Linked DNA regions of Homo sapiens: region 2 is linked to region 1. A link is a loop called in an ENCODE intact Hi-C map of the cell type or tissue named here. Cell type or tissue: body of pancreas. All regions are shown on one strand. Links, peaks and the distances in the headings refer to the core of each region. The heading gives the core; the rest is flanking DNA.

Region 1 (11,430 bases), core at 2,347-10,346:
CCTGGCTGTGCACACCTGGAAGGGTGGCTGGGGCAGGGTGGGGTGGGGTGGGGTGGGGGCTCACCTGGCGGTAGGTGCAGATGATGATCTCCCGCAGGTGGTAGTGCATGGGCGTCATGGTCTCGCTGACAGTGTCCAGCGCTGCGTCCACCTCCTTCTTCACACGGTGCCCATCGGGTAGCAGCTGCACCACCTTCATTACTACCTGGGGCCAGAGAAGGGGGGTGAGCAGACATAAAACTGGTAAGAGCCCTCAGCCCAAGCACCAGGCTTGCACCCTCACCAAAAGGCCACACCAGGCCTAAGGCCCAGGCGCTGAACAGAGAGCCCTGCCTGCTCCTCAGTTCTCAGACTGAGGGAGGACAGGGGGATCCTGAACATCTCCGGGGCCAGGCTACCCAGATGCTTTTCTTTTTCCTCCACAATTGGGATTTATTGGTTGTGTTGAGGATCAGTACACAGACATTGAATTTGTACCGAATATCTAAAAAAGGCATGGATTATGATTCCTTTTTAGTTATTCCATTGACATTTATTGTTGTTGTTGTTGTTGTTGTTTGGAGACAGAGTCTCACTCTGTCATCCAGGCAGGAGTGCAGTGGCATGATCAGGGCTTACTGAAGCCTCAACTTCCTGGATTCAGGTGATCCTCCTACCCCAGCCTCCTGAGCTGCTGGGACTAAAGGCCCATGCCACCACGCCTGGCTAATATCTTGTACTTTTAGTAGAAACGGGGTTTTGGCATGTTGCCCAGGCTAATCTCGAACTCCTGGGCTAAAGCAATCCACACCCTTGGCCTCCCAAAGTGCTGGAAAGTTATTCCATTAACTTTCCAGCTTAAAATTTGGAGGCAAATTGTTCTTTAAGAAGATATTAAGTACCAGTATTTTCAAGTGTTGATAAACTGTGGCATAAGCCCCACCAATCCACAACTTAATGTCTTGCACACTACACAGATTTTCAGTGTCCAAGCACATCAATAGAGTTACTAGGAAAACGGGACTGCCACAGCCAAAGACATCACAGAGTGCACACAGTTCTCACAGGAGAGCCACAATCAAGAAGTGGTTTACATTAGAAATAATTCTACAAAAAAAACCATGGGAATATAAGTCATTTAAGATGTTCAAGACATATTAAATGCACGACTGTGACTCCAAATTGCCATTTTGTATGCTTTGTATTACATGATACAAAAACCACCCCAATGCACCCATGGAATGTTAAGCTGATCTAAGGTGCTTATTTTTGTTTTGTTTTGTTTTGTTTTGCTTGAGATGGAGTCTCGCCCTGTCACCCAGTCTGGAGTGTAGTGGTGAGATCTCGGCTCACTGCAACCTCTGCCTCTTAGGTTCAAGAAATTCTCCCGCCTCAGCCTCCCGAGTAGCTGGGATTACAGGCACCTGCCACCGCACCCAGCTAATTTTTGTATTTTTAGTAGAGACAGGGTTTCACCATGTTGGCCAGGCTGGTCTTGAACTCCTGGCCTCAGGTGATCCACCCGCCTAAGTCTCCCAAAGTGCTGGGATTACAGGCATGAGCCACCACGCCTGGTCGAGGTGCTTATTTTTTAAGCAGTAGAAATCCTGCTTCAAATGAGGCCTCATGCAGAACTTTGATCTATAAAACAGATAGCTGTCACGTACTAGGGCTGGAGGGGTGAGGAGGGGGTGTAAGAAGCCTCCCCACCCTCCTCCTAACCTGCAGCAGCCCCCAGCCACTGCGCAGACGCTCAGAGTTGGACACCACTCATCTGATATAATTCCCCACCCCAGCCAGGTGCAGTGGCTCATACCTGTAATCCCAGCACTTTGGGAGGCCGAGGTGGGGAGATCGCTTGAGGCCAGAAGTTCAAGACCAACCTGGCCAACATAGTGAGACCCCATCTCTGAGTAATAAGAAAAAGAAAAAAGAAAAAAAATGATATAATCTGCCCCTTACTGCTGGGAAAACTGAAGCCTGTTTAGGTTACTCTATGGCTTTTCCCCCACAGGCCCTCCCAGCCACCCTGTGCTGAGTTCCCCTCCAAATCTGTCTACACTGCACCTCTCTACAGCTGGCACCTGATCCAGACCCCCATCCCCCTTTGCCTCCACAGCAGTACCCTTCTGACCAGCGTCTCCACCTCCTCCCCGCCCTCCCTCTCCCTGGTGGCCAGAGAGGTCTTACGAAAGTATAAATGTGAACCCATGTTGTATAATCCCCGGGCTTTGATCTCTTCATGGCTCTCTTACACTCAGCACAGAAACTGGGGTCTAAAGGCTCCCCGCACCACTGGGTCCAGCCTACCTCTCCAGCATCACCCATAACCCCTCCCACCACCTACCCCCACCACCCTGCAAGGTCCCCACAGCGCCCTGTCCCGTGGTCGACAGCCACCTGCTCATCTGCTTCCACTTTCACACCTGCTCCCCACTAAGTGAGGGGCTTTCTGCCGGCACCTGGAGTGGTGCCTGGCACCTGCCCGGTGCCCCAGCATCAGCTGCCCAGTGAATGAATGAACACCTAACTCGCTCTCTTCTCTCTCTGGCTGCCACTTAAGAACAGGGAAGGGCCTTTCCCCAACTCCTGCGTTTCTCAGAGTCCTGGCCTGGTGCTGGGCACCCCAGCAGGCATGGAGTTGCAACCAAGTGGGAGGAGAAAAAGGAACAGTCTGGAAGGAACTAGTGGCAGATCTGGCTCAGGCTGTGCCCAGGGGAGTAGGAGGGAGCTGTCCAGTCCACATCCCCAATCCCAAGCTCTAGGCAGGTCCCCAGGAGGGTGCAGGGAACTGCGTCCTCTGGGGGCCACCTCAGACAGAGGGCTGCAGCTCTTCACAGGGAACCCAACTCCTGGCCTCTGCTGCAGCTGTTCCTCCCCTGAATTCCACATCGACAGCTGTCACTACTGCAAAGCCAGAAACTCGAGGTCATCCTAGGTGCCCTCCTCACCCCACATCCAGGAGCCCTCAAGACCTACCAATGAGGACTGGGCTGCTCCTGCTCACCCTGCAGCCCCTCCTCACTCAGCTCCTGCCTCTCCCTCCACTCCCCAGTCCACATATAACTGCCTGCTGGGGCCCCCAGACTGAGAGCCTGATCACAACCTCCTCTGCCTCCCTCCTGGCCTCACGGTCAAGGTCAAACACATAGTGCAAACCTCCAGGGCCTTCACAATATGGGCCCCCACCCCTCAGTCCTGCCTGCTTCCCTTCTGACAAATCACAGCCTTACATAGTTCCTGCCCTTTCCAGAATCCCTCCTTTGCACACTTGATCCCTCCAGACACTCCCCTCCTCACCAAGGATACTCACTCATCTTCCCCAAAGGCACTCAAATGCTGCCTCCTCTATGAAGTCCTCTCAGGCTCCCTCAGCTGCACTCTTGGCCCTTAGAACCAGTGTCTGCTCTGGGCCTCTTCACGCTCTATTGATCCTTTCTCCCCAACAGACTGTGGGCTCAGCAAATGCTGAACTAATTGCAAAGGAAGCTGGTCTAGATTATCTGGGGGTGGGTGAGGATAGGGTGTACAGGGGTGTCTTCAGGTCATATGATGTAACTTTGGAACACAGGCTCTGAGGTCTACAGCCTGGCTTATACCCCAGCCCCACCTCTCTGATGTGGCCCTAGGGTAATAAACTTGTCTCCCCAGGCCTCATTTTCTCATCTATAAACTGGGAGCAGTAAAAGCACCTACCTCCTGGGAGCTGGGAAAGGGGACAGAGGGAGTACACACAGCTCCCAGCACGGGGCCTGGTGTGAAGAAGGAGAGGCCTGACCATCACATTCAAGGCACCGATGCAAAGACTAAACTCAGCTGGAAAATAAAACCCTTATACATATGGTCAACTGGCTTTCAACAAGGGTGCCAAGACCCTTCAATGGGGAAAGACAGACTCTTGAACTAACGGTGCTGGAAAAACCAGATATCCACATGCAAAAGAATAAACTTAGATAACCCTCACCTCACACCATATAAAAAAAACTAACTCAAAATGGATCAAAGACCTAAACCTAAGAGTTAAAAACTATAAAAGTCTTAGGATAAAACACAAGGGAGAAGCTTCATGACATTGGAGTTGGCAATGATTTCTTGGATATAGCACCAAGGGCACAGGCAACAAAAGAAAAAACAGACAAACTACATCAAAATTAAAAACTTTTGTGCATCAAATGACACTATCAATGAGTAAAAAGTCAGCCCACAGAATAGAGAACATATTTACATATCACCTCTCTTATAAGTGATTAGTTTCCAGAATATATAAAGAACCAAAACTCAACAACAATCCAATTCAAAAATGGACAAAGGACTTGAACAGACATTTCTCCAAAGAAGATATACAAGTGGCCAATAAACACATAAAAAGATATTGAACATCACTAATCATTAGAGAAATGCAAATCAAAGCCACAATATACCACTTCATACCCAGCAGGATGGCTATTATCCAAAAAAAAAAAAAAAAAACGGCTGGGCACAGTGGCTCCCAGCACTTTGGGAGGCCGAGGCGGGTGGATCATCTGAGGTCAGGAGTTCGAGACCAGCCTGGCCAACACGGTGAACTCCCATCTCTAAAAAAAACAGAAAAAAGAAATCAAGTGTTGGTGAGGATGTGGAAATATCAGAACCTTTGTGTGTTGCTGGTGGGAATGTAAAATGGTGCATATACTGCGGCAAACAGCATGGTGGTTCCTCAAAAAAGTAAACAGAATTACGATAGGATCCAGCAATTCCACTCCTGAGTATATGCCCAAAAGAACTGAAAGCAGGGACTCAGCTACGTGCACTATGCATTTCATAGCAGCATTACTCATGACAGCCAAAAGGTGGAAGCAAATAGTGTCCCTTGATGGAGGAATGGAGAAACAAAATGTGGTCTATCCATACAATGGGATATTATTCAGCCTCTAAAAGGAAAGAAATTCTGACACATATTACAATGTGGGTAAACCTTGAGAACATTATGCTCAGTGAAATAAACTAGTCATAAAACACAAATACTGTACGATTCCACTCATAGAAGATTCCTAGAGTAGTCACATCCATTGAGACAGAAAGTAGAACAGGGGCTGCTGGGAGGGAGGATGGGGAATCATTACTGAATAGGAGAGCAGAGTTCTGTTTTGCAAGATGAAGGAGTTAGATGGGTTGTGGCAACAGTTGCACAACAACGTGAATGTACTTAACACCACTGAACTGTACATTTAAAAATGGTTGAAATGGTACATTTTATGTTATGCATATTTTACCACATAAAGAAAAGGAAAAAGGAAAGAATCAGAGAATCAGCCAGAAGAAGGAAGGGAGAAGGCACCGCATATGCAAAGGCTGCAAGAGCTTAGCAAGTGTGAGGTGCTGCATGGCGGTCAGGGCCTCAGGACTGGGGCGAGGGCAGGGGAGGGGCAAGTGGCGAAGTTAACCAGTAAGACACGAGCCAACTGTGCTGCTGACTGTGGGTCAGCCATGGGCCAACTCCGAGGGACGTTGCCACGACTCTCGGGATGCCTGAGAAGATGGCCTGTGGCATGTGGCAGGTGCACAATACATGGATGACTAAATCTGGAATGTTTGTGGCTGGCCATCCAGTGCCCTAATCTGAAATAGAGGAACAGGCAGGGCAAAGTAGGCTGGGGACCCACACAAGGTCACCAACCACAGCTGGGTTGAAGGTGCTGGGAGGTTGTTATCAACATTACCCAGACAAGACGGTGGCCAGTGACCTCCCCAAGGCACACAGCAGCCCAACAGCAAGGCCGGGCAGGGAGGGGTCCAGCCCACATCTCCATAGCCGGCCGTCTGCCAGGGCCTCAGAGCCAAGCTGTCCCATGCCTTGCTGGGCTCATCTATAAAATGGGAACAGGGAAGCACTGATATGATGAGGTGGCAGACGTGACTGCATTGGGACGTGCTTTGAGGACCCCTAGACCGGCAAGCAGGAGTCCTCCTCCTCCTCCCATCCCAAGGTGCCTCAGGGACCCCGCAGGGCATGCTCACCTGAAATTCACCCTTAGTGAACTTGGCATCAGGCACACTCACGAGCTCCTCCTCACCCACCTCGGGGAAGCCCTGAGGGAAGACAGCTGCTGAGACAGAAGCCCCCTCCCAACGCCAGGAGCCCCTTGCTGGGGAGGACTTGGGGGCTGCCCAAGACTGATGGAAGGGGCTCTGGGACCACACCCGGCTGTCTCTGCCCCTCACACCCTCCTGTGGAGCCAGTGTGCCTGGGACCTGAGTGTCTACCCTCCTCCAGGCAAATCTCTAATCTCACTTGAGAGGCCACACGTACTTGGATGTGCCAGAAGGCCAGGACAGCCACCACCATCGCAGTTGTGGTACGGCCCTGGCCGCTGAGGCAGCTGAACACGAAGCCAGTGCCTGGGTCCTTGGAGAGGGCGGCCCGCAGGGCCTCCAGCAGCTGGTCAAAGTCCTGGACGAGAAAAGCAAGGTCTGGGTCAGCGGGCGTCTCTTGGATGCACAAACCCCAACAGGGTCCCCATCCACATGGCAGCCCCAGCCACTGTCCTCGGGCCAGAAATTGTCAGGCTCCCAAGCTTGCACACACAAACAAAACTCACCGGGGTGCATGAGACCATGTGCGTGTAAACAGCTGCACCTGTGCAGTCGTAATCACCCTCACACCAAGCACCTGGACAGGATGTGTGAGCCAACACAGCATGCACCTGGGGCTCAAGGTACCCACCCTCCATCAGGCAGGACATGCACCTGTATGTCACCCCTGTGTACTGCGCCCCTGGGCTGCACATAGACTGCTGGCCCTGCCACCCACCTGAGCTGGACCCAGCCCTGGTCCCACCATGGACGGGGGCCTGACCTCAGAAGAGCCCTGCAGCACAAGGCCACCAGGAGGCAGCAGACCGCAGGCAGTGAGAGCCGCGAAGAGATGCGCCAGGAGGGGCTCAGGCAGGGTAACAGACCCCATTGCCAGTTACACAGCACACAGCGACCCACCTACAACACACGCACCACGCACACGGTGGCTCACCTACAACACACGCCAGACACACGCACCACACAGGGATCCACGTCCGGTAAACACACACACTATACAGACACCCACAGTCACAGACCTACAGATGCCACACACACACATTCCTAACGACCCCTCCACAAACCCTACCACACACCACACCACTCCCCTAAAGATGGTTTTCCACACACAGCCCCCAATACAGACAAGGGAGACATCACAAACTCCATAAAAAGACATGCACACACACACACATTCCACACACCACCCACACACTCCATACACAGTCCCCCAACTGAGACACACACACCACGGACACCCTGGACATGTTCACCCTCAACACACACACACACCTTATAACAAATACACACACACACCTGTAACAGAATACACACACACCCCGATAACACACACACACCTATAACACACACCCATAACACAATACACACACATACACCCTACAACATAATAAACACATGTACACACATCTTATAACACATATGCACATACGTAACAGAATACACACTCCAATACACACACACCTATAACAATACACACACATATACCCTATAACACATAATAAACACACGTACACACACACAAAGCTTGGAAGGAATGTGAATAAACCACTTGGGCCAAATCGGAAAACCTCGTGAGACCATTCCCGGGCCCCGTAGAGAAGCTGGGGTCGTTTCATTCTCCCAGAGCCCAGACCAGAGGGGAGACAGGGAGGCCTCCTGTCCCTCCCCAGAGGCCTCAGCCTGAGCAGCACCCTCACCTCCTCTCGGGGGGCACAGAAGTCCGGCATGGGGATGCGGTGGTAGGTGAGGCCAGGACAGGCCCTGCGGTGCTGGCTGAAGACCTCCTGCATGGTAAGGCAGGTCTGGAACCTGTAGGTCAGGGGGCCCTCCTTGCCTGGGGGAGGCTCGCTTAGATGGGCCTTCAGCTGGGCCTCCAGGGTCTGGGCAAGGGCAGGAGGGAGGACACAGGCCACTGGGGCAGGCTCTAGGCTAGCCCTGAAAGGCCACAGCCTGCCATGGCCAGGCCTGGCCCTGGCTTCCAGTCCCATCCCTGACCCCCCCAAGCCTCAGGGGTCACAGCCACCCCCCAAAGCCAAGCAGGTTAGCAGAGCACTTTAGTGGGAATCCTGAGTTGGCCACTCCCTGACACTGCTCCTCCCGGGGCCTCAGATTCTCCATCTGTCTGCGGGAGTGTGAGGCCTTCTGAAGACCCTCCCAGGCCACTCCCCAGAAGCCTCGGAGGCAGGGGTGCCTAGAGGGCAGGGGGCCTCACCTCCAGCTGGTCAGGAGCCACAGGGGGCCCAGGCCACCGCAGGCTGTAGGTGTGCCCGTCACACTCCAACACGGCCTCCTCCCGAAGGCTCACCCAGACAACCTTCCGCAGCCTCCTCTTGGCGTCCGTCAGGTAGGCCAGGATGCTCCCCAGGGCCTGGGCACAGGAGGGCCGGCAGTGAGTGCTCAGCCCTCCCTCCCCAAACCCACTGGGGGACCCAGGCCCTGAGGGCCGGTCACCTTGGCGCTGGGCTGGGCCGTGCCGTAGATGGGCATGCGGGGCACCCGCCGGAAGTTGGCCACATCCATCTCTCTGACAGTGCTGAGCGCGTCCGGGGAGACCAGATCGTCCTCCCGCTGTGGGGAGAGCACCAAGCCTGGGACCCACAGCAGCCGACTGTAGCCGCAGAAAGGGTCAGGACCTGGCCCAAGGCAGACGGGGGGTGGGGTGGAACCCGAGCTTCACAGTTTACAAAGCACTCCTGCACACTTGGAGCTTCCCCCGGCCCTGGCAAGAAGAAGTGCAATGGTGCCCACTCTCTGGACCAGGAAGCTGAGGCTCAAAGAGAAGAAGCTGGAGGCAAAGATCATAGAACCCTGCCCAGAGCTCTTGGGTTTGAGACTGAGGAGAAGGTACCAGAACAGCTGCCAAAGCTGCAAATGCTTGCTGGGGCCTAAGCATGACCCCATTCTGTTCACAAGAGGATCCCAACACCCACAGCCTCTCTTCTTCACCTCCTGCAAGGGCAATGCTTACCCCAACCCTACAGGAATCCAGTGTTTAGGGGCCAGGGCCAGTACACAGCCATGCCCACTTCTCCGACTGCCAGTCATACTCACTAGGGAGCCCCTGGCGATGAGGTCCCTCGGAGCCACAGGGCCTGCTGAGCTCAGCGTCACGGGCAGGCGGTACAGCTCAGGGTGGGCACACAGCCAGCGGCTGAAACTGAGGGCAAAGGCCAGCGGGTACTGCAGCCCGAGGCAGAGAGACGAGGAATTCAGGGGCACAGGGCCATCCTGAACCCTCCCTGCCCACACCATGGCAGGGGAAGCCCCAAAAGATATCCAACATGGCCCAGAGCAGGGACAAGGGAGTGGCTGAGAGAAGACCTGGACGTCTGGTGTCCTGGTTAAGGACAGAGACAAGGGCCCGGTGGAAAGAGGTGGGGCCTCCCTATGCCCAGCTGCTCAGGGACTACTCCCGAATCTGGGTCTCTCCTGGCCTCCCTTCCCTCCCCGGTTCCTTGGGGGGTCTCCCTCCACAGCAAGCCAGTCACTGCGGTGGGGAGGCTGGGAGAGGCCCAGGAGGAGGGGACGTGGGTCTGCTCCTCCCAGGCCCCACCTGCTCATGAAGGTAGTAGTTAAACAGGATCAGGTAGAAGTATCGCTCCAGGCTCCACAGCGCCCTCTGCCAGACGCTGTGTCGGCTGCCGCTTCCCTGAGAGAGAGGACAGGGTGTTAAGGACAGACTCCTCAGGCAGTCTTGTCCCTGTCCCCATCCCTGCAAGGGCAGGAGTTAAGCCTTGGAACTCCCCAGAAGACAGTCTTTCCCTCCCTTCATGACACAGTTCTGCCAGGCTGTAAGTTCTTCTAAGTGTCTCACCCTATCCCAGATGCTGTGGTTATCTGCGGTCAGGGGAGATATGTGGGTGACCACACCAGGCACTGTGGTTCTAGGTGCAGGGCTGGTCTCCCCAAGCAGGCTCCCAGCGCCAAGACAGGCAGGGGCTCCCTCACTTAGCTCCAGCGACACCCAACAGGTCAGGGTTGTGCACCCTCTGTGTTGAGGAAGCCAAGTGTGTGAACACCCCCGAGCCAGAGGCCCTCCCTTAAGAACTGGAACCTGGCTGGGTGCGGTGGCTCACGCCTGTGGTCCCAGCACGTTGGGAGGCTGAGACAGCCAGATCGCTTCAGCTCAGGAGTGCAAAACAAGCTGGGCAACATGGCAAAACCCCATCTCTATAAAAAAATACAAAAATTAGGCATGGTGGCACATGCCTGTAGTCCCAGCCACTCGTGAGGCTGAGGTGGGAGAATCGCTTGAGCCTGGGAAGTTGAGGCTCCAGTGAGCTATGATCTCACCGTTGCACTCCAGCCCAGATGACAAAGTGAGACCCTGTCTCAAAAAAAAAAAAAGAACTGGAGCCTCTCCACAAGAAAATACAAATACAAAGACCCTCACAGCAGTGCTCCAGGGGAGCCATCCTAATTACTCCTAATTTACAGAGGGAAACGGAGATTCAGAGAAATGAGGTAACTTCCTTAAAGTCACACAGCTGACAGCAAACAGAGCCAGATTCCCCAAGTCTCCTGACCCCAGCCCAGCTTCCTCTGCATGGGGGGTTGTCCGAGAGAACCCCAAGGGCCCTCGGATCTCCAGGTTCTCCTGCTGGGTCAGTACCTTTTGGAGGGCAAGTGAGATTCAAGTGAGATTCACAGAGGCCCTAAAGAAGGGCCACGCCCTTTGGTGAAATTTAATCCCATCTTTGGGAATCTCCACCAGGTGTCGGCAAACTTTTTCCATAAAGGGCCAGACGGTAAATACTCTAGACTTTCAGGCTTCAGGGTCCCTGCTGCAGCTACTGAACTCTGCCATCCCAGCATAAGAGCAGTCGTGGGCCAGCAGAGTAGAGAACAGCAAGACTGTGTTCCAGTAACACATTTACAAAGACAGGCGGCAGGCTGGATTTGGTCTAAGCCGTAGTTTGCTGATGCCCAATCTAGACTAAGGGGAGAAAGAATCCTAAATACACAACAGCCTTCATTTTCATGAAGCTGCTCAACAAAGAAGTATTTACACTGATGGGGAACTGGAGCAACTCAATTGTCCAAGAAGAGGGGGACTGTTTAGTAAATCACAGCAGGGGTGACATTCCAGGGACTCTGTGGCAGGCTCTAAGTACTGTATGGGATTTTTTTTGGTTTGGGTTCGTTTTGTTTTGTTTTTTGAGACAGGGTCTTGCTCTGTTGCTCAGCCTAGAGTGCAGTGGTACGATCATAGCCCACTGCAGCCTGGAACTCCTGGGCTCACAAGATCCTCCTGCCTCAGCCTCCCTGATAGCTGGTACTACTGGGCACACACCAGCTCCCTGGTAGTTGGTACTACGCGTGCCACCACACCCAGCTAATTTCTGTGTTTTCTGTGGAGACAGGATTTCACCATGTTAG
Region 2 (11,430 bases), core at 1,141-9,140, 83 kb after region 1:
CGATCTCGGTTCCCGCCTGCCGGGTTCACGCCATTCTCCTGCCTCAGCCTCCCCGTAGCTGGTAGCTGGGACTACAGGCACCTGCCACCATGCCCGGCTAATTTTTTGCATTTTTAGTAGAGATGGGTTTTCACCGTGTTAGCCAGGATGGTCTTGATCTCCTGACCTTGTGATCTGCCCGCCTTGGCCTCCCAAAGTGCTGGGATTACAGGCGTGAGCCACCATGACCGGCGCATTTTTTGTTTTTTGATTCACCCCACAAACATTCGAGAGAGACCTACAATGTGCTGGGTGCAATCTGAACTCTCCAGGAGTTCACCACGGGGTAGAGGAAAAAGACCCACGCCAGATCTTTCCAGTGGAATGTGAGTGATGGACAATGGGGCATGTCCCCAGGCCTGGGGGAATGCCCAGAGTGAGTGGCTGGCTCAGTCTCCCAGTTCCCAGGGCTGGGAGCCCACAGGGGCTCCTGGGTGTGGCCACGGATGCAGCCAAGTAACAGGAAAGCCTGTGCCTTGGCAGCAAGCCACCCCCTTCTAAAAAACCAGAGAGCTCAGCCAAGGCTACCCACTGTCCCCGCCTGCAGGCCCAGTCACCTGCTGCCATGGCAACCTGTCTTGCCAAGCCAATGGCACTGGGCACAGGAGGCACAGTGCCAGGGGGGCACAAGGCATCTGCCAGGCTCCCCTGTTCTGGCAAGGGAGGCACCTTGGCCAGCTCACGCCACAGCTGGGAGAGTTGTGTGTTGTTCCTGCATATGTGTGTGCATGCCCTGCACAAGCATGCACAATTGTGCCCAGTGCAACAGTAGGCAGCCTCTCCCCAGCTGAGACTGGACTTCCAGTAGGGGGTAAAGAATTGTTCAATGATAAAAGCTCCCATTTACTGAGCATTGATTACATGCCAGGCACCAGAAAAAAAAGACTTTTCATGTATTTCCTCATTCAAGTCTCACAACAATCCTATGAGGCACGTAGTATTCCCACTTTACAGGGGAGGCATAGATTAGTTAAGAAACTCGCCTAAGCCTCACAACTAGGAAGCCCCAGAGCCGGGAGTAGAACCCAGGAATGGGGCTCCAAAGCCTTAATGTTAACTTCCAGGAGCAGTCTCTCCACTGACTGAGTCACTCAGTTTCCCTACTAGTCATTTGTTTTCTGAGCTCTGCGCAAGCAAGGAAAAAGAGACAGGTGAGATCAGGTCTCTGGCTTGAGTTGCCCCTAGTCCCCTTGTAGGACATGCAGGTAGATAATCATGATGCCAAGCCGAGGGTGGTGGCTCACACCTGCAGTCCCAGCACTATGGGAAGCTGAGGTGGGCGGATCGCTCAAGGTCAGGAGTTTGAGACCAGCCTGGGCAACATGGTGAAACTCCATCTCTACAAATAATACAAAAATACGCTGGGCATGATTGCACATGCCTGTAGTCCCAGCTACTCGGGAGCCTGAGGTGGGAGGATGGCTTGAGCCAGGGAGGTTGAGGCTGCAATTAGTCATGATTGTGCCATTGCACTCCAGCCTGGGTGACAGAGCGAGACCCTGCCTCAAAAATGAAAACAAAAACAAAAAACAAAAAAATCACAATGCCAAGTCGTAAATCTCAAAAAAGCAAGTGCCAAGGGCTTTCTGGGACTGAAGACAAAAGAGGGCATGGCCTGGCTCCCACATCTGCCATGTGGATCTCAAGTGGGGGCCCCGGGATTTGCATAGGAGCTGTTCTGGAATCTGAGGACTGCTATGGGTACCCATCTACAGAGGTGAAGCTCTGGTCTGGGAGGCCATCTGCTGGACAGATGGCAGCAGGACAACTTTGGCAGCTGGGCCTCCACACCTTTCCTTCACACGTGTTTCCTGGGTGCTGACTGTGTGCCTGGCACTGTGCTAGGCACGGGAGAGGCAGAGCAACACAGACAGTAAACCAGACAGCCCTGTGGAGCTTGCCATCTGGTGGGGGTGGCAGACATTAACCCATAGCCCCAGAAATAAAGACATAATTCCAGCTGACAGTAAGTACTTGGGGTACTCCTAGGGAGTGTGACAGGGGTTCGTGGGGAAGGCCTCTCCAAGGAGGTCATCCCTTAAGCTAAGACTTGAAGGCTAATTAGATGTGTGCCAGGCAAAGAGTGGGAGAAAGGGCATTCCAGCCAGAGGAGACAGCAGGGGCAAAGGCCCTGCAATGGGAACACTCACATCACACTCTAGAAGCGGAAAGAAGGCTGCTGCAGCTGCACAGCAATGAGCCAGAGGGCTGAGGCCCGCAGGCCGGGGTTCTGGAGCTTGTATTTTCTTTTATTTTTTTTTGAGACGAAGTTTTGCTCTTGTTGCTCAGGCTGGAGTGCAATGACACGATCTCAGCTCACTGCAACCTCTGCCTCTTGGGTTCAAGTGATTCTCCTGCCTCAGCCTCCCAAGTAGCTGGGATTACAGGCGCATGCCACCACGCCCGGCTAATTTTTGTATTTTTAGTAGAGACGGGGTTCTCCACGTTGGCCAGGCTGGTCTTGAACTCTTGACCTCAGGTGATCCGCCCGCCTCGGCCTCCCAAAGTGCTGAGATTACAGGCGTGAGCCACCTGGCCCGGCCTGGAGCTTGTATTTCATCCTACAGGCAATGAGAGGCACTGAAGGGTTTCAGTGAGGGGAGTGATGCCATCCCATCTAGCTCCTGAGAGGAGTGGATTCTGGGGGGCCAGGGTGGAGGCAGGGAGGCCTCCACAGTTGTCCAGGAGAGAGATGATGGTGGCTGGGACCAGGTGGTGACAGAAGAGATGGGGAGGAGCAGGTGGATTCTAGAGAGCCATTTTGGAAGTGGGATCCACATGGCTGGTATGAGGTTGGATGTTGTGGTGTTGAGGGAGGAAGGAATCAGGAATCAGGGGCTTGGCTGCAGACAGAACGCTGGAGAAGGCGCAGAGGAGTTCAGTCTTGATGAATGGAGCCGGAGATGACTGTGAGGGAGCCCACGGGAGACGCACGGTAGGCCGGTGGGTGCAGGGGTCCAGAGTTCTGAGGACTGGTCTGGGGTAGACAAAGGCCGGGCACCATGGGCATTGGTGGCTTTTAAGCCCCAGGATGGGTGAGACCCTCCAGGAGAGGCAAGTAACCGCAGGGGAGAAGAGAAGTCGAAGCACAGCCTTGGAGGGCGGGCTTCGAGGGGAGGGGAGGCCTGGGGCAGGGGGAAGAGGCTCAGAAGACAAAGAGGACTGAGCAGGGGCCCAGACGGCGGAAGGGAAGCTTAGCCGCACGAAAGCTAAGAGGTGGGGAGCATTTCAATCGTGTCAAAGGCTGCTGTGCGGCCAGGCAGGGCTGGAGCCAATTTGGTAACACGGAGTCTCTCCTATACAACCCAAGCCAGGGCAGACGCCATGGTGGGTGGAGGCAGGAGGCACACAATGGAACCGGGTGAAGGGTGACCGTGAAGCGGGGAGTGTAGGCACCACGGACAACTGCTGTGGAGAAGGTGCGGCAGCTGGAGGGGAGAGGGCTGGCTGTGAAGATGAGGGCACAGGGCAGAGTGGCGTTCACCTATGGGGTGGCTGAGGGGGAGTACGTGGGGGAACGGAGGACAGGCAGGGCTCCGAGCTTTCCAGCCTCTGTTCCTTCCACTTTCACCTTGTGTCTGCAGTTACCCCATAATAACCACCCCTAACTCAGATGAGGACAGCTGAGTCCCAGAGAAGATCCCAACGTCACAAGGCGGGGGCTCTGCCTAAGCTGGCTCCGCGCACAGCAGGCTGTTTGGAGTCTGCCAAGACTCATGCAAAGGTCATGTGGGCCCCTTGACCAAATCTGGACGTCCTTCCCTCCATGCCAGGTTGGCACTGCCCAGCCCCAGCAACCCCCCCATCCCCACCCATCCGAGGCAGTGCCACAGAGGACAGCAGACAGACCAGGCACGGTCAGAGAGATCCATTTTGAAGGGGCTTGACCCTCCTACTGTCGCGGGAGGGGGCTTTTAAAGGAAAAGAACACAAAAATACAAATGCAAAAATTAGGTCCGGGCCTTGCAAGGGTCTGAAACTTAAGCTTCAATTAGCCTCAGGGCAGCTCCGCCTCTGACTGCAGTGACCTTGAAGAAGTGACTTCACCTCTCCGAGCCCCGGTTCCTCATCTGAAAAGGGAGCCGTCAGTATAGTGCCAGCGGGAGGGCTAACTGAGGTAACTGTGCAAAATGTTTATCACAAAGCAGCGTCCCAGTGAGCGATGGACAAACGGTGGCAGTGGCTCTTATAAACCGGGCTCCCTGGGGCTTGGAGTGGGGTGGGGTGGGATGGGGGAAGGGTGAAGCAGTGGGTGGGCGGATGGCGGGGGATAAAGGTGGGGGAGCCGCTCTCTCCCTGAGCCCAGGAACAGCAGTAATCCCTTGGTTTAGCAGTGCAGCACCGCGGTAAGGCGGTGATGGTGTGCGGGGCCCATCCTGACTCTCCTGCCCACGCACCAGGCCTCGCCTGGCACCAAATGGGGGCCCCCCGCGTTTGGTGGCGCCCCACAATTTACCAAGCAGGCACATCCCACCCTTCCCACCAGCAGCAACAGAATGAGGCCACTGGACAGAAGCCCAGCGAGGGGACGGGACAGATGGGAGGGGACACATCCCGCTGAGGGCAGAGCCCTGGGTAACCCCCACCCCGCCCGACCACAGGGCCTGGGCAGGAGCTCGCGCCGGAGCGTCTCTGTCTCACTAGGCTCTTGTCCCGGCCCCGGCGGCGGGACCGGCAGTGCGGGGAACAGGGGAGAGGGGCGGGTCCCCCTTGGCGGCGACAACGCCACCCGCCCGGCGGGAACACTCACTGCCGCCTCCAGCCTCGGTCTTCTTGCTCCGCAGCCCGTCTGCTCTTCGGCTGACTCACCCGGGTCGCCCTCCGCGCGCTTTCCCACGAGGGCGGGCGCCTGGGCCTCTGCCTCCAGCCCAGCCGGCCGGCCTGGCGCGCTCACCTCACCGGGCTCCGTAGGTCCTGCCATGCCTGGGGCCTCCGCTGAGCGCCTGGGCTGTGCCAGGCGCCCGGCCAGGCGCGGCGGGGCGGGCGGGACTGGGCACCGCGCCGCACAGACCACTATGCCCCTTCGCTGCAAACAAGATTGCGAAGCTAGAGGCAGGCAGGCAGGCACGCCGACTCCAAGTCCAGTGCTCTTTTCCTCTGCCTCAGCCTCCTCCTGCTGACAGCAATCAAGAAAAGTACCCTTTCCAGCCTCATTTATTAAGCATCTATTACGTACACCGGGCACTGAGTGAAAGGGTCCAGAGGGGGCTTCTGTCCCCTGGAAGCTCACAGTCTAAGAGAAGGTGGATAACAGGGAACACGGTGTAAGGACCCTGAGAGAGGCTGACTGGGCTGGAGAAATCCTCCAGGCTGGCTTCCTGGAGGAGGAAGCCTAAAGAATTAAGCAACTTTTTTTTTTTTAGGCGGAGTCTCCCTCTGTCGCCCACGCTGGAGAGCAGTAGCGAGAACTCGGCTCACTGCAACCTCCGCCTCCCGGGTTCAAGCGATTCTCCTGCCTCAGTCTTCTGAGTAGCTGGGATTACAGGTGTCTGCCACCACATTCGGCTAATTATTGTATTGTCAGTAGAGACGAGGTTTCACCATGTTGGCCAGGCTGGTCTCGAACTCCTGGGCTCAAACAATCTGCCTGCCTTGGCCTCCCAAAGTGCTGAGATTACAGACATGAGCCACCACACCCAGCCAACGTTTATTTTTAAATGGTAGTGGAGAGGATGCTTTATGGCCCGGAAAGATGTTCTGGTTTCATAAAAGAAGTAGTTTACAGAACAGTTCACATTGTGTGAATCTTCTAAGTGCACATAAATGCATGTGCACATAAATACCTAAGTGCAGGGGACAGGAAGAATGTACCCCCAAAATATTAACCATGGTTATATCTAGATCATGGGGTTACAGGGGATTTTTCTCTTCCTGTATATACCGTTATATAGTCTGCAAATTTTCTACAGCGAATAGGCATTCATTTTGTGTTTAAAAAGCACAATACGGGATGGGCACGGTGGCTCACGCCTGTAATCCCAGCACTTTGGGAGGCCGAGGCGGGTGAATCACCTGAGATCAGGAGTTCAAGACCAGACCAGCCTGGCCAACATGGTGAAACCCTGTCTCTACTAAAAATACAAAAATTAGCCGGTGTGGTGGCAGGCGCCTGTAATCCCAGCTACTTGGGGGGCTGAGGCAGGAGAATCGGTTGAACTCAGGAAGTGGAGTTTGCAGTGAGCCGAGACCGCGTCATTGCACTCCAGCCTGGGCAACAAGAGTGAAACTCCATCTGAAAACAAAAAAAAAAAACAAAAAAAGCACAATAGCACAATACATAAGAACTAAGCAGGCAGGGGAGGGGGGCAGGGGGGTGTGTGGGAATTGGCTGCATTTCATCAAAGAGTGGGTAGAGGAGAGGGAGAAGAAACTGTACAGGCCCTGAATGTTAGGAGACACTTCCACCCGCTGGCCTCAGAGCTCCACCAAGCATAGGACAGTCAAGTGCGGCGACAGGGCTAGGAATCATCCTAGATGTGGAAACTGAGGCTCAATAAGGTCATGTGCTGGTCAGGGTTGAGCTGGGAGCAGGACCTAGGTGTGCTGCCCCCCATACCCCAGCCTAACTGGTACTAATTTAAACAACCCTCCTGCTCCCCCACCTCTGCCCTCAGGGAGTTTCCTTGGCTGCACTTTCCCATCAAGGACGATTTTCCCAGCAGGGTGGGTCCCTCCAAATTTTTGTTACTGACCCCACCATCCCTGATGGGGCAGCTCAGGACCTGAGGCAGGTACAGGCAGAGAAAGGGTATGTGACCTTAGATCTTCCAGTGGGGAAGGAAAGGTCGGACAGGGACAGAGAGGACAGAAAAACGGAGCTGAGGGGTGGGGTGGGAGGGCAGGAGTAGGCAAGAATAGGCTGGGAAGGTTGGGCTGGAAGCTCCCCTGGGAGGGAGGCTGGTGTGGCCAAGACAGGAGCTGGGGGGAAGTGGCCCTGCGCTTGGAGCCTCCCTCACTCCTCATAACCCCAGCGCTTTCTGGCTCTGAAACAGCAGCCTTGGTCAGGGAGTGTTTGCAGCGCAGGTTGGTGGGAGAATGATTGGGGGATGGGGGCATGAACACGGGAGCAATGGGAGAAGGTCGGGGAGGCCTTGTAGTTTTGTAACATCTCGAATCATGAGGAGATGATCTCAGCTTTAGATTGCCCATTTCCCATTCCCTAAAGATATGTGGGGTGATCTGTGGGCAAACAGGCACAGATCGCTCCTGCCACCCCTGACACTCCTGACACCCAGAGTAAACGGAAAGGGCCAGGAGAACATGCTGGTGTCTTAGCTGTTTGTCCCTCCTGATGGCCAAGGCAGGGAATGGAGTTTAGAATCAAAATAGTCCTGGGTACCAATTCTAGCCACTTAGTACCAACTTGACCTTGGGCAGGTATTCCAAGCCTTCATTTTCTCATCAGTAAAATGGGAATAATTATACCTACAGAATGCAACATCAAAGGAGCTCCTTGGAGTCATGCATTTAACATAGTTACCCTGTACCTAATTTCAGAATAAAAATGAGACAAGTCTGAAGCACTCAGCACCATGCCTGGCACAAATTTGGTAACAATTGGCTTCAAACAAGTTTGTCCATCTATGGGATGGACACTCAATTGGCACAGCCCCCACTGCTGTCCTAATTCCCAAGTGTCCAGAGGTTTTGCTAGTAGCCCTAGAATGAAAGACTCTGAGGGTGGTTGGTGGGTGAGAATGTATGCAAGCCACTTCCAGTGAATGATCTACTCAGGGAAGCTACTTCCGGCCCCACTGGGTCTCTGCTTAATCGTATTAGCTCTCCCAGGCTTCCCTGCATACCCAGCCAGGTATGGGGTATGTGCATCTTCCTCACCTGCCTTTGAAGCCTGGGGCCCTTTGATGTTAGTGGGGAATGCACCAGCCTGGGGCTCTTGAGAGCTCTGCGGTCAGTGGCCAACAAGGAACAGGGACTGGGGAGTTTGAGATGATGTAAGTGCCCCCAGCCCCTGCCTGTGTGGGCTTTGGAGTCAGACTGCCTGCACTCCAATCCCAGCACCGTTGTTAATGAGCTGTGTGACCTGAGGCAAGTCACCGAGCCTCTCTGAGCCTCCGATCCCTCATCTTTAGAAATACCTATCTCATGGGTTTGTGAAAAGCCAGAGAGCTAAAGAGAGGGAGAGAGAAAGACAGAGAGAGAGACGGAGAGAGAGAAGAGATTATGCTGTTTCCCACCTTACTCTTTGAAAGAGCAAGGATTCCCGGGTCCCACCCCAGGGCCCCTGAGGCTATAGACCTACAAGACTGATATCCTTAAAAGTTTTAAAGCACTTTTAAGCTCTAATAGAAGTACGTTCTATTAAGTATACTTCTATTTCAGAAGTATAAATGCTACAAACTTACAAAGAACATCAAAGTTTATTTAAATTTTTTACACATTAGTTTTATGAATTTCAAATAAGATATATATAGACATATATAATTTTTTTGAGACAGAGTCTCACTCTGTCACCCAGGCTGGAGTGCAATGGCACGATCATGGCTCATTGTAGCCTTAATCTCTTGGGCCCAAGCTATCCTCCCACTTCAGCCTCCTGAGTAGCTGAAACTACAGGTGCTTCCCTCCACACTTGGCTAATTTTTGTAGTTTTTGTGGAGACGCTGTGTCACCATGTTGCCCAGGCTGGTCTCGAAGTCCTGGGCTCAAGCAACTCTCCTGCTTCACCCTCTCAAAGTGCTGGGATTACAGGCATGAGCCACTGTGCCTAGCCAAGTTTTATAGTTCTAAAGTTCATTACATTTAATTTCATTTTTACAGCTTTAGTAAAATACACACAACTGCGAATATTTTCTTTTTTTTTTTTTTTTTGAGGCAGGGTCTCACTCTGTCACCCAGGCTGGAATGCAGTGACATGATCTCAGCTCACTGCAACCTCTACCTCCTAGGCTCAAGCTATCCTCCTGCCTCAGCCCCTGGAGTTGCTGGGACTACAGGCACGCACCACCACGCCAGACTAATTTTTATATTTTTTGCAGAGACGGGGTTTCACCATGTTGACTAGGCTACAATTGCAAATATTTAAAGTGTGCATTTTGATAAGCTTTGAGATATATATAACCATCACCACAATTAAGAAAATGAATAGGCCAGGCACAGTGGCTCATGCCTGTAATCCCAGCACTTTGGGAGGCCAAGGCGGGCAGATCACCTGAGGTCAGGAGTTTGAGACCAGCCTGCCCAACATGGGAAACGCCGTCTCTACTAAAAACACAAAAATTACCGAGTCACAGTGGCGCACGCCTGTGACCTCAGCTACTCCAGAGGCTAAAGCATAAGAATCGCTTGAACCCCAGAGGTGGAGGTTTCAGTGAGCAGAGATTGCACCACTGCACTCCAGCCTGGGTGACAGAGTGAGACTCTGTCTCAAAAAAAAAAAAAAAAAAAGAAACGAAAATGAACATATTTATCACTCCCAAAACTTTCCTTCTGCCCTTTGTTATCCCTCCCTCTCCCCCATCCCTAGGCAACCCATTGGTCTGCTTTCTGCCACTATACATTAGTCTGCATTTTCTAGAATTTTATAGAAATGGAATTATCCATAACATACTACTTTTTGTTGGGATTCTTTCACTCAACATCATTGTTGTATCATTGTTTTGAGATTCATCCCCTTCATGTGTATCAATAGCTCATTCGTTTTTATTGTCAGATAGTATTTCAATATATGGATATACCACAATTTGTTTACTCATTCACTTTTTTTTTTTTTTTTAAGAGACAGGATCTCACTCTGTCACCCAGGCTGGAGTGCAGTGGCGTGATCATATTTCACTGCAGTCTTGAACTCTTGGGCTCAAGTGATCCTCCTGCCTTGGCCTCCCAAAGTACTGAGATCACAGCCACCATGCCTGGTCGTTATCTATTCAGCTTTGAACTTGAATTATCCATGGTCTTTTGGATGGTTTTGAATTTTGAATAATATGTTTTTAACATAAATGCTTTTTGAAGATAGCAACTGTTGACGGAAACAAAACAATAAAATTTAAAATATATTACTCAAAGATCACAAAACCAAACAAGTATAAAAGAAATTTCAATAAATTATCAGAAGCTGGTTTTGTAAGTTTCTATCACTTATAATTTTGAAGTTATTAAAGATTAAATATGACTAAAATAGTGCACTAGGACTTTTAGAGCTCTCTTTATGACTAATAATTGCTCCCAGTGATTACTGTCTTCAAGCAATTTTGGAAGACACTGAGCTAACTGCACATATAAATCTCTTTGGTACAGTCAGTGCCTGGCACACAGTAAGCACTCCCTAAGTGCTGAGTTTTATTCTTAGTTTGTTTAGTGTTTATTCTTCGTTCTGATTCTTTTTTTTTTTTTTTTTTGAGACAGAGTCTTGCTCTGTCTCCCAGGCTGGAGTGCAGTGGCGGGATCTTGGCTCACTGCAAGCTCTGCCTCCTGGGTTCACGCCATTCTCCTGCCTCAGCCTCCCGAGTAGCTGGGAGTACAGGCGCCCGCCATCACGCCCGGCTAATTTTTTTGTATTTTTAATGGAGATGGGGTTTCACCATGTTAGCCAGGATGGTCTCAATCTCCTGACCTCGTGATCCGCCCGCTCCAGCCTCCCAAAGTGCTGGGATTACAGGCGTGAGCCACCGCGCCCGGCCTTTTTTTTTTCTGAGACAGAATCTCTCTCTATCGCCTGGGCTGGAGTGCAGTGGCACTACCTCGGCTCACTGCAACCACTGCCTCCCAGGTTCAAGAGATTCTCCTGACTCAGCCTTCTGAGTAGCTGGGATTACAGGTGCCCACCATCACGCCCAGCTAATTTTTGTATTTTTAGCATAGACAAGGTTTCACCATGTTGGCGAGGTTGGTCTCAAACTCCTCTCCTCAGGTGACCCACTCGCCTCAGCCTCCCAAAGTGCTGGGATTAGAGGCGTGAGCCACCGCACCCAGCCTCGTTTCTTCTTGAGACATAGTCTCACTATGTTGCCCAGGCTGGAGTGCAATGGCACAATCTTGGCTTACTGCAACCTCTGCCTCCTGGGTTCAAGCAATTCTTCTGCCTCAGCCTTCTGAGTAGCTGGAATTACAGGCACCCATCATCATGCCTGGCTAATTTTTGTATTTTTTGTACAGACGGGGTTTCACCACCTTGGCCAGGCTGGTCTTGAACTCCTGATCTCAGGTGATCTGCCTGCCTCAGCCTCCTAGAGTGCTGGGATTACAGGCGTGAGCCACCGTGCCCGGCCCTTAGTTCTGACTTTTTTTTTTTTTTGAGACGGAGACTCGCTCTGTCGCCCAGGCTGGCGTGCAGTGGCTCGATCTCAGCTCACTGCAAGCTCCGCCTTCTGGGTTCAGGCAATTCTCCTGCCTCAGCCTCCTGAGTAGCTGGGACTACAGGCACCCGCCACCATG

Evidence for each region. Peaks named below come from ENCODE experiments on the same cell type or tissue, not always from the same donor. Only the 100,000 strongest peaks of a DNase experiment are listed, where the experiment ranks them.
Region 2: it touches region 1 in a loop (2.7-fold over the local background); 93 of 110 quality-filtered maps call a loop at or near these places.

The regions. Positions count from the first base shown.
Region 1 is chr10:70,536,081-70,547,510 of GRCh38, reverse strand. PALD1 (phosphatase domain containing paladin 1) reads right to left here. Exons shown (of 20, transcript NM_014431.3): 11 at 9,605-9,700; 12 at 9,103-9,231; 13 at 8,503-8,619; 14 at 8,264-8,419; 15 at 7,749-7,931; 16 at 6,269-6,409; 17 at 5,977-6,048; 18 at 65-205. Among named protein-coding and RNA genes, the nearest start is that of PRF1, 61 kb to the left of the region's middle. RefSeq lists enhancers at 5,126-5,626, 8,548-9,233, 9,234-9,918 and a silencer at 9,632-9,828. In body of pancreas, for the core only: CTCF peaks have their summits at 6,862 (motif pointing right) and 9,651; DNase peaks (open chromatin) are centred at 6,840 and 9,660.
Region 2 is chr10:70,451,926-70,463,355 of GRCh38, reverse strand. It overlaps a transcript of PALD1 not described here. Among named protein-coding and RNA genes, the nearest start is that of NODAL, 16 kb to the right of the region's middle. RefSeq lists enhancers at 7,106-7,631, 7,632-8,158 and a silencer at 7,749-8,043. In body of pancreas, for the core only: a CTCF peak has its summit at 1,789 (motif pointing left); DNase peaks (open chromatin) are centred at 1,775 and 4,885; H3K27ac peaks cover 1,749 bases.